Regions from separate parts of the Homo sapiens genome. Here region 2 is linked to region 1. A link is a loop called in an ENCODE intact Hi-C map of the cell type or tissue named here. Cell type or tissue: dorsolateral prefrontal cortex. All regions are shown on one strand. Links, peaks and the distances in the headings refer to the core of each region. The heading gives the core; the rest is flanking DNA.

Region 1 (6,128 bases), core at 576-5,575:
CTTCACTTAAAAACTACACAGAAACTTCCTGAGAAACTTCCTTGTGATATGTCTATTCAACTCGCAGAGTTGAACCTATCTCTTGATAGAGAAGTTTTGAAAGTCTTTTTTTAGGGAATCTGCAAGTGGATATTTGGATCCCTTTGTGGCCTATGGTGGAAAAGGAAATATCTTCACATAAAAACTTCACAGAAGCATCCTGAGAAACTTCTTTGTGATGTGTGCATTCATCTCACAGAGTTGAACCTATCTTTTGATTGTGCAGTTTCCAAACAATCTTCATGTAGAATCTGCAAGTGGATATTTGGAGCCCTATGAAGCCAATGCTGGAAAAGGAAATGTTTTCACATAAAAACTGCACAGAAGCATTCTGAGAAATTTGTTTGTGATGTATGCATTCAACTCTTGGAGTTGAACTTATCTTTTGATAGAGCAGTTTTGAAACTCTCTTTTTGTAGAAACTGCATGTGATTATTTGGAGCCCTTTGTGGATAATGATGGAAAATGAAATATCTTCCCATAAAACTACACAGAAGAATTTTGAGAAGCTTCTTTGAATGTGTGCATTCATCTCACAGAGTTGAACATTTCATTTGATTGAGGAGTTTTGAAACTCTCTTTTTGTAGAATCTGCAAGTGGATATTTAGAGAACTTTGAGGTCTATTGTGGAAAAGGAAATATCTTCACATAAAAACTACACAGAAGCATTCTCAGAAACTACTTTGTCATGTGTGCATTCGTCTCACAGAGTGGAACTCTTCTTTTGATAGAGCAGTTTGGAAACGCTCTTTTAGTACTATCTGGAAGTGGATATTTGGAGCGCTTTGAGGCTTATGGTGGAAAAGGAAAGATCTTCACTTAAAAACTATACAGAAGCATTCTGATAAACTACTTTGTTATGTGTGGATTCAACTCACAGAGTTGAACCTATCTTTTGATTGAGCCATTTTGAATCTCTCTTTTTGTAGAATCTGCAAGTGGATATTTGGACCTCTTTCCAGCCTATTTTGTAAAAGGAAATATCTTCACATATAAACTACACAGAAGCATTCTCAGAAACTTCTTTGTGATATGTGTATTGAAATCATCGAGTTCAACCTATCTTTTGATTGAGCAGTTTTGAGTCTCTGTTTTTGTGGTATCTGCAAGTGGCTATTTAGAGCCCTTTGCGGCCTCTGGTGGAAAAAAAATATCTTCACATAAAAACTACACAGAAGCGTTCTGAGAAACTACTTTGTGATGTGTGCATTCATCTCACAGGGTTGAACCTTTCTTTTGATTCAGCAGTTTTGAAACACTCTTTTTATAGACTCTGCAAGTGGATATTTGAAGAGCTTTGAGTCCTATCGTGGAAAAAGAAATATCTTCACATAAATACTAAACAGAAGCATTCTGAGAAACTTCTTTGTGATGTGTGCATTCACCTCACAGAGTTCAAACTTTCATTTCATTGAGCAGTTTTGAAACACTCTTTTTGTAGAATCTGCAAGTGGATATTAGGAGCACTTTGAGGACTATGGTGGAAAAGGAAATATCTTCACTTAAAAACTATACAGAAGCATTCTGATAAACTACTTCGTTATGTGTGGATTCAACTCACAGTGTTGAACCTATCTTTTGATTGAGCCATTTTGAATCTCTCTTTTTGTAGAATCTGCGAGTGGATATTTGGAGCTCTTTCCGGCCTATATTGTAAAAGGAAATATCTTCACATGTAAACTACACAGTAGCATTCTGAGAAACTTCTTGGTGTTGTGTGCAATCATCTCACTGAGTTGAACCTTTCTTTTGATTGAGCAGTTTTGAAACACTCTTTTTATAGTATCTGCAAGTGGATATTTGAATTGCTTTGAGACCTATTGTGGAAAAGAAAGTATCCTCACATAAAAACTGCACAAAAACATTCTGAGAAACTTCTTCTGATGTGTGCATTCATCTCAAAGAGTTGAAACTTTCTTTTGTTTGAGCAGTTTCGAGACGCTCTTTTTGTAGAATATGCAAGTTGATATTTGGAGCGTTTTGAGGCCCATGGTGGAAAAAGTAATATCTTAACATAAAAACTAATGGAAGCATTCTGAGAAACTTCTTTGTGATGTATGCATTCATCTAACAGAGCTGAACATTTCTTTTGACTGAGCAGTTTTGCATCACTCTTTTTGAAGAATCTGCAAGTGGATCTTTGGAGCGCTTTGTGGCCTGTAGTAGAAAAGGAAATATCTTCACATAAAAAGTAGACAGAAGCATTCTTAGGAACTACATTGTTATGTGTGAATTCATCTTACAGAGTTGAACCTTTCTTTTGATTGAGCAGTTTTGAAACACTATTTTTGTAGAATCTGCAAGTGGATATTTGGTGTGCTTTGAGCCCTATGGTGGAAAAGGAAGTATCTTCACATAAATCTAGACAGAAGCATTCTGAGAAACTTCTTTGTGGTGTCTGCCTGACACACAGGGTTGAACCTTCCTTTTGGTTGAAAAGTTTCGATACAGTCTTTTTGTAGAATCTGCAAGTGGGTATTTGGAGAGCTTTGCGTCCACCAGTGGAAAAGGAAATATCTTCACATAAAAACTATACAGAAGCATTCTGAGAAACTTCTTTGTGATGTGTGCATTCATCTCACAGAGGTGAACATTTCTTTTAAATGAACAGTTTTGAGACACTCTTTTTGTACAATCTGCAAGTGGATATTTGGAGCACTTTGAGGCCCTTAGTGGAAAAGGAAATATCTTCACATAAAAACTAGACAGATCATTCTGAGAAACTTCTTTGTGATGTGTGCGTTCATCTCACAGAGTTGTACATTTCTTTTGATGGAGCAGTTTTGAAACACTCTCTTTGTAGAACCTGCAAGAGGATATTTGGAGCGCTTTGTGGCCTATGGTGGAAAAGGAAATATCTTCCCATAAAAACCAGACAGAAGCATTCTGAGAAACTTCTTTGTGATGTGTGCATTCATTACACAAAGGTGAAACTTTCTTTTGATTGAGCAGTTTGCAACACTACTTTTCTAGAGTCTGGTATTGGATATTTGGAGCGATTTGCAGCCTATGGTGTAAAAGAAAATATCTTCACATAAAAAGTAGATAGAAGCATTCTGAGAAACTTCTTTGTGATGTGTGCATTCATCCCACAGTGTTTAACCTATCTTTTGATTGAGCAGTTTGGAAACCTTCTTTTGGAGAATCTGTAAATGGATATTTGAAGGGTTTTGAGGACTATGGTGGAAAAGGAAATATCTTTACATAAAAACTAGGCAGAAGCATTCTGTGAAACTTCCTTGTAATGTACGCATTCATCGCACAAAGTTGAACCTTTGTTTTAATTGAGCAGTTAAGAAACACTCTTTTTGTAGAATCTGCAAGTGGATATTTGGCATGATTTGCAGCCTATGGCATAAAAGGCAATACCTTCATATAAAAACTAGACAGAAGTATTCTGGGAAACTTCTTTGTGATGTGTGAATTCATCTCACAGAGTTGAACCTGTCTTTTTATTGAGCAGTTTTGAAACACTCTTTTTGTGGAATCTGCAAGTGAATATTTGGAGCATTTTGAGGCCTATGGTGGAAAAGGAAATATCTTCACATAAAAACTAGACAGAAGCACTCTGAGAAACTACTTTGTGATGTGTGCATGCATCTCACAGAGTTGAGTCTTTCTTTTGATTGAGCAGTTTTGAAACACTCTTTTGTAGAAACTGCCAGTAGATATTTGGGATGCTTAGTGGCCTATGGTGAAAAGGGAAATATCTTCACACAAAAACAGAAGCATTCTGAGAAACTACTTTGTGATGTATACATTCATCTCACAGAGTTGAACCTTTCTTTTGATTGAGCAGTTTTGAAAAACTCTTGATGTAGAATCTGCAAGTGTGTATTTGGAGCACTTTGCAGCCTATGGTAGAAAAGGAACTATCTTCGCATAAAAACTAGGCAGAAACATTCTGAGAAACCTCTTTGTGATGTGTGCATTCATCTCACAGAGTTGAACCTTTCTTTTAATTGAACAGTTTTGAAACACTCTTTTTGTGGAATCTGCAATTGGATATATGGAGCGCTTTGAGGCCTATGGTTGAAAAGCATTATCTTCACATAAAAACGTCACAGAAGAATTCTGAGAAACTTCTCTGTGAGGTGTGCATTCATCTCGCAGAGTTGAACCTTTCTTTTCATTGAGCAGTTTTGAAACCCTCTGTTTGTAGAATCTACAAGTGGAGATTTAGAGTTCTTTGAGTCCTATGGTGGAAAAGGAAATATCTTCACATAAAAACTAGACAGAAGCATTCTGAGATACATCTTTGTGATGTGTGCATTCATCTCATAGTGTTAAACCTTTCTTTTGATGGTTCAGTTTTGAAACACTCTTTTTGTAGAATCTGCAAGTGTATATTTGGAGCACTTTGCGGCCAATGGTGGAAAAGGAAATACCTTCACATAAAAACTAGACAGAAGCATTCTCAGAAACTTCTTTGTGATGTGTGCGTTCATCTCACAGAATTCAACCTTGCTTTTTTTGAGCAGGTTGGAAACACTTTTTTTTAGTATCTGCTAGCAGATAATTGGAGTGGTTTGGGGCCTATGGTGGAAAAGGAAATATCGTCACATAAAAGCTAGACAGAAGCATTCCGAGTAACTTCTTTGTGATGCGTGCATTCATCTCACAGAGTTGTACCTTTCTTTTGATTGAGCAGTTTTGAAACACACTTTTTGTGGAATCTGCAAATGTATATTTGGAGCGCTTTGCAGCCTATGGGGGAAAAGGAAATATTTTCGTATAAATGCTAGACAGAAGCACTCTGAGAAACTGTATTGTGATGTATGCATTCATCTCACAGAGGTGAAACTTCCTTTTGATTGAGTAGTTTTGAAACACTCTTTTTGTACAATCTGCAAGTGGGTATTTGGAGCCCTTTGTGGTATGTGGTGGAAAAGGAAATATCTTCACATAAAAACTAGACAGAAGCATTCTGAGAAACTTCTGTGTGATGCGTGCATTCATCTCACAGAGTTGAACCTTTCTTTTCATTGAACAGTTTTGAAACTCTGTTTTTGAAGTATCTGCATGGGGATATTTGGGGCTCTTTGAGGTCTTTGGTGGAAAAGGAAATATCTTCACATAAAAACTAGACAGAAGCATTCTGAGAAAGTTCTTTGTGATGTGTGCGTTCATCTCAAAGAGTTGAAAAATTCTTTTGATAGAGCAGTTTTGAAACACTCCTTTTGTAGAATCTGCAAGTGGATATTTGGAGCTCTTTGGGGCCTATGGTGGAAAAGGAAATATCTTCACGTAAAAACTAGACAGAAGGATTCTGAGAAACTACTTTGTTATGTGTGCATTCATCTCAAAGTGTTGAATCTTTCTTTCGATTGAGCAGTTTTGAAACACTCCTTTTGTAGAATGTGAAAGTGGATATTTGGAGCACTTTGTGGACTATTGTGGAAAAGGAAATATCTTCACATAAAAACAAGACAGAAGCATTCTGAGGAACTTCTTTGTTATGTCTGCATTGAACTCATAGAGTTGAAACTTTCTTTTGACTGAGCAGTTTTGAAACACTCTTTTTGTAGAATCTACAAGTGGATATTTGGAGTGGTTTTTGGCCTAAGGTGGAAAAGGAAATATCTTCACATAAAAACTAGACAGAAGCATTCTGAGAAACTTCTTTTTGATGTGTGCATTCATCTCACCGAGTTGAAAATTTCTTTTGATTCAGTACTTTTGAAGCACTCTTTTTGTAGAATCTGCAAGTGAATATTTGGAGACCTTAGCGGCCTATGGTGGAAAAGAAAATATCTTCAAATAAAAACTAGACAGCACCATTCTGAGAAATTCTTTGTGATGTGTCCATTCGTGTCATAGAGTTGAATCTTTCTTTTGATTGAGCAGTTTTGAAACACACTTTTTGTATAATCCGCAAGTGAATATTTGGAGCGCTTTGCGGTCTATGGTAGAAAAGAAAATATCTTCAAAGAAAAACTAGACAGAAGCATTCTGACAAACTTGTTTGTGATGTGTGCATTTATCTCACAGAGTTGAGCCTTTCTTTTGATTGAGCAGTTTGGAAACACTCTTTTTGTAGAAACTCCAAATTGGTATTTGGAGTGCTTTGAGGTCTATGGTGGCAAAG
Region 2 (6,128 bases), core at 556-5,555, 620 kb after region 1:
GGGCAACTGTAGTCCCAGCTACTCGGGAGGCTGAGGCAGGATAATTGCTTGAACCCTGGAGGCGGAGGTTGCAGTAAGCCGAGATCGTGCCACTGCACTCCCGCCTTGCGACAGAGCAAGATTCCATCAAAAAAAAAAAAAAAAGAACAAACGTAATTTAAAAGATTAAAATTAAGATAGATTTTTACAAATGTATATATCTACCATTACAGTATCATACAGAATGGTTTTACTGCCGTGAAGATTCTCTGTGCTCTGTGTATCATCTCTTCCTTCCCCTTGGTCCATGGCAACCACTGATCTTTCTACTGTTCCCATAGTTTCACCGTTTCCAGAACGTCATATAATTGGAATCGAACAGTACGTAGACTTTTCGGATTGGCTTCTTCTTTTAGCAATATGCATTTAAGTTTCCTCCATGTATTTTTTTGTGGCTTGATAGATCATCTCCTGTTAGCGGTGAATAATATCCCATTGCCATTATACTTTTGTCAAGACTCAGAAAGTACAATGTGAAGAGTAAATAAGTATGAATGTGCACTGTAAACTTTGAGTGATACTGAAGGGTCAAGATAGGTTCCTGGTTGTCACAGGTGTGCTCCTGTGAGGCAGGAAGCTGTAGTGGGGAGGCTGTGTGTGGGGAAAGGGACATATGAGAAGTCTGTACTCTCTGCTCCATTTAGCTGTGAACCTGCACTTCTCTAAAAAATAAAATTAGTTAAAATTAAGAGCAAAAAATTAGAAAAATTAAAACATTACAATGTGTCATATAGTTTTCAAATCACAAGATAGAAAAATACATAATAAAAGAAACTATAGAAAACAACAAGGATAGGAATAAAAAACATCAGTGATAGAAGGCAGAAGACAGAAACGTGGAGCCAAACACATTAATTTATTTTAATCATTAGTTATACTCATTTATATTAATTTATATTGATTTAACATATTAATTTTGACTAAATGGCATTAAAGGAGTTTTGAGGAATTTGCATGTCACATTCTGGATGAGAGAACTCAATAATATTAACTCTTTAGTTTGCTGTAAATCATTTAAAAATATGCTCAAATTCCAATAAAAATTCCAAGAAAAATATTTTCGAAGAAGAAAATGTTATTTTAAATCCACATATTGAACACACATGAGAGCCAATTTTATAAAATTTACTATAAGATATTTAAGATTGTTATTAGTATTCAAAATTAAACAAATTTGAAATGGCACAAAAATAAACACATTAATGAAAGAGAATCAAAAACACAGAAATTGAGTGTAATTTTATCTAGTAACAGGGTAATAATTTAAACCCACAAAACAGAGCGATTTTTGCATTTATGATGTTAAAATATTGGGTAATGATTTGAGAATATAAAATGATAGAATTGAATCCTGGTCCCACAACTTACATAAAAGTTAATTCCAGTATTAAATGTAAAAAAAAAAAAAAAAAGAGAGAAAATAAAATTAGATGTACCTGTGTTTTATGACCTTGAGAATGAATGAATGTCTTCTAAAATCAAAACTGCAAACAGAAACTATATAAAAAGGGATAAACCTAACGTACCTAGAACGTAAATTCTTACACATTTCAACACCAAGTAAATAGCACAAAACAAACTGGGGAAATTTTTACAACAATTATATTAGATGAAAGTTAAAATCCTTATGACATATACAATGTATAAAACAGTATTATTACCACTATTATTAATACCATTATGATTACCTGGTCTTCCCACGCACCAGTCCTCTTCTGGTGCCCTGTGGTGAAACAGAGCCCTTCCTCTCTGGCCACAGTGAGGGATCCAGCAGGAACCCTGCCTAAGCCCTCAGAGGGTGTGAGCCAAGCCAGGACATCACATTCCCTCCTGCAATGATGCAGATACCCACTCACGACAGAGATTTGGTAACTCTCTGGAAAAGCTGTGTAACAATTATTGCAGAAACTTGTTTCTTATGTTCCCAGACACATGGAGAAAGCTGGTCTGGAAGACTGATGTCCACATGCTAAGAGAAGCAGTCACTCATAACACACACTGCACACACCACACCATGTGCACACGCACACACACCCCACACACAGACACCACATAAACAGCACACACACCATGTGCACACGTGAAGGGGTGGCCTGCCCCTCCACACTTGTGGGCGTTTCTCGTTGGGTGTAACAAGAGACTTTAGAAAAGAGACACAGACACAAAGTATAGAGAAAGAAAAATGGGCCCAGGGGAACGGCGCTCAGCATACGGAGGACCCACGCCGTCACCAGTCTCTCAGTTCCCTTAGTATTTATTGATCATTATCGGACGTTTCTCAGAGAGGGGGATGTGGCAGGACAATAGGGTAATAGCGGAGAGAAGGTCAGCAGGAAAACATATGAACAAATGTCTCTGCATCATAAACAAGGTAAAGAAAAAAGTGCTGTGCTTTTGACGTTCATATACATAAATCTCTCAATGCCTTAAAGAGCAGTATTGTTGCCAGCATGTCCCACCTCCAGCCCTAAGGCATTTTTCCCCTATCTCAGTAGATGAAATATACAACTGGGCTTTACACCAAGACATTCCATTGCCCAGGGACTAGCAGGAGACAGATGCCTTCCTCTTATCTCAACTGCAAAGAGGCCTTCCTCTTTTACTAATCCTCCCCAGCACAGACCCTTTATCGGTGTCAGGCTGGGGGATGGTCAGGTCTTTCCCTTCCCATGAGACCATATTTCAGACTATTGCATGGGGAGAAACCTTGGACAATACCTGGCTTTCCTAGGCAGAGGTCCCTGTGGCCTTCCGCAGTGTTTTGTGTCTCTGGGTACTTGAGAGTAGGGAGTAATGATGACTCTTAACAAGCATGNNNNNNNNNNNNNNNNNNNNNNNNNNNNNNNNNNNNNNNNNNNNNNNNNNNNNNNNNNNNNNNNNNNNNNNNNNNNNNNNNNNNNNNNNNNNNNNNNNNNAGAAGTTTCCCAGAATACTTCTGTCTAGTTTTTATATGAAGGTATTGCCTTTTAAGCCATAGGCTGCAAATCATGCCAAATATCCACTTGCAGATTCTACAAAAAGAGTGTTTCTTAACTGCTCAATTAAAACAAAGGTTCAACTTTGTGCGATGAATGCGTACATTACAAGGAAGTTTCACAGAATGCTTCTGCCTAGTTTTTATGTAAAGATATTTCCTTTTCCACCATAGTCCTCAAAACCCTTCAAATATCCATTTACAGATTCTCCAAAAGAAGGTTTCCAAACTGCTCAATCAAAAGATAGGTTAAACACTGTGGGATGAATGCACACATCACAAAGATGTTTCTCAGAATGCTTCTATCTACTTTTTATGTGAAGATATTTTCTTTTACACCATAGGCTGCAAATCGCTCCAAATATCCAATACCAGACTCTAGAAAAGTAGTGTTGCAAACTGCTCAATCAAAAGAAAGTTTCACCTTTGTGTAATGAATGCACACATCACAAAGAAGTTTCTCAGAATGCTTCTGTCTGGTTTTTATGGGAAGATATTTCCTTTTCCACCATAGGCCACAAAGCGCTCCAAATATCCTCTTGCAGGTTCTACAAAGAGAGTGTTTCAAAACTGCTCCATCAAAAGAAATGTACAACTCTGTGAGATGAACGCACACATCACAAAGAAGTTTCTCAGAATGATCTGTCTAGTTTTTATGTGAAGATATTTCCTTTTCCACCAAGGGCCTCAAAGTGCTGCAAATATGCACTTGCAGATTATACAAAAAGAGTTTTTCAAAAATGCTCAATCAAAAGAAAGGTTCAACTCTGTGTGATGAATGCACCCATCACAAAGAAGTTTCTCAGAATGCTTCTGATTAGTTTTTATATGAAGATATTTCCTTCTACTCTATAGGACTCAAAGCACTCCTAATATCCATTTTCAGATACTACCAAAAGACTGTCTCCACACTGCTCAATCAAAAGAATAGTTCAACTCTGTCATTTGAATGCACACATCACAAGGAAATTTCTCAGAATGCTTCTTTCTAGTTTTTATGTGAAGATATTTCCTTTTCCACCATAGGCCTCAAAGCCCTCCAAGTATCCACTTGCAAATTCTACAAAAAAAGAGTTTCAATACTTCTCAATCAAAAGAAAAGTTCAACTCTGTGGGATGAATGCCCACATCAGAAAACAGCTTCTCAGAATGCCTCTGTCTAGTTTTTATATGAAGATATTTCCTTTTCCACCATAGGCCACAAAGCGCTCCAAATATCCACTTTCAGATACCACAAAAAGAGTGTTTCCAAACTGCTCAATCAAAAGAAAAGTTCAACTCTGTGTGATGAACACACACCTCACAAAGAAGATTCTCAAAATTCTTCTGTGTAGTTTTTATGTGAAGATATTTCCTTTTTCACCATAGGCCCCAAAGTGCTCCAAATATCCAAAGCAGATTCGACAAAAAGAGTGTTTCAAAACTGCTCATTCAAAAGAAAGGTTCAACTCTGTGAGATGAATGCACGCATCACAAAGAAGTTTCCCAGAATGCTTCTGTCTAGTTTTTATTTTAAGATATTTCCTTTTCCACCATACGCCTCAAAGTGCTCCAATTACCTATTGCAGGTTCTACAAAAAGAGTATTTCTAAACTGCTCAATCAAAAGAAAGGTTCCACTCTGTGAGATGAATGTACACCTCACAAAGAAGTTTCTAAGAATGCTTCTATCTAGTTTTTATATGAAGATATTTCCTTTTCCAACATAGGCCCCAAAGCGTCCCAATTATCCACTTGCAGATTCTACAAAAAGATTGTTTCAAAACTGCTGAATTGAAAGAAAGCTTCAACTCTGTAAGATGAATGGACATATCACAAAGAAGTTCCTCAGATGCTTCTGTCTAGCTTTTATGTGAAGAATCTTCCTTTTCCACCATAGGGTGCAAAGCGCTCCAAATACCCACATGCAGATTCTGCAAAAAGAGTGTTTCACAACTGCTCACTGAAAAGAAATGTTCAACTCTGTGAAATGAATGCACATATCAGAAAGGTGTTTCTCACAATGCTACTGTCTAGTTTTTCTGTGAAGATATTTCCTATTCCACCATAGGTCTCAAATCTCTCCAAATCTCCATTTGCAGATTCTACAAAAAGAGTGTTTGAAAAATGCGAAATCAAAAGAGGCTCAAGCCTGTGAGTTGAAAGCATGCACCACAAAGACGTTTCTCAGAACGCTTCTGTCTAGTTTTTATGTGAAGGTATTTCCTTTTCCACCACATGCAATGTAGCACTCCAAATATCCACTTGCAGATTCTACAAAAAGAGTGTTTCCAAAATGCTCAATGAAAAGAAATGTTCAACTGTGTGAGTTGACTGCACACATCACAAATAAGTTTCTCAGAATGCTTCTGCCTACTTTTTATATGAAGATTTTTCCTTTTCCACCCTAAGCTGAAAAGCATTCCAAATATCCACTTGCAGATTCCACAAAATGAGTGTTTCAAAAATGCTCCATCAAAAGAAAGTTTCAACTCTGTGAGTTGAATGCACACATTACAAATAATTTTCTCTCAGAATGCTTCTGTCTAGTTTTTATATGAAGATATTTCCTTTTCCACCGTAGGCTGCAAAGCACTCTAAATATACACTTGCAGATTTTACAAAAGGTGTGTTTCAAAACTGCTCAATCAAAAGAACTTTTCAGTTCTGTGAGGTGAATGCACACATCACAAGGAAGTTTCTCAGAATGCGTCTGTCTAGTTTTTATGTGAAGATATTTCCTTTTCCACCATAGACCCCAAAGCGAACCAAATATCCACATGCAGATTGTACAAAAAGAGTGTTTAAAAACTGCTCAATCAGAAGAAAAGTTCAACTCTGTGAGTTGAATGCACACATCACAAAGAAGATTCTCAGAATGCTTCTGTCTAGTTTTTATGTGAAGATATTTTCTTTTCCACCATAGGCCCCAAAGCGCTCCAAATATCCAAAGCAGATTCTACAAAAAGAGTGTTTCAAAACTGCTCAATCAAAAGAAAGGTTCAATTCTGTGAGATGAATGCACACATCACAAAGAAGTTTCTCAGAATTCTTCTGTCTAGTTTTTATGTGAAGATATTTCCTTTTCCACCATACACCTCAAAATGCTTCAAATATTGCAGATTTTACAAAAAGAG

What was found. Peaks named below come from ENCODE experiments on the same cell type or tissue, not always from the same donor. Only the 100,000 strongest peaks of a DNase experiment are listed, where the experiment ranks them.
Region 2: it touches region 1 in a loop (1.0-fold over the local background); 2 of 110 quality-filtered maps call a loop at or near these places.

Annotation. Positions count from the first base shown.
Region 1 is chr20:29,259,089-29,265,216 of GRCh38, forward strand. No RefSeq gene overlaps it. Among named protein-coding and RNA genes, the nearest start is that of FAM242B, 290 kb to the right of the region's middle. In dorsolateral prefrontal cortex, for the core only: no CTCF peak of the experiment used is centred there; no DNase peak of the experiment used is centred there.
Region 2 is chr20:29,881,897-29,888,024 of GRCh38, forward strand. No RefSeq gene overlaps it. Among named protein-coding and RNA genes, the nearest start is that of FAM242B, 340 kb to the left of the region's middle. In dorsolateral prefrontal cortex, for the core only: no CTCF peak of the experiment used is centred there; a DNase peak (open chromatin) is centred at 2,735.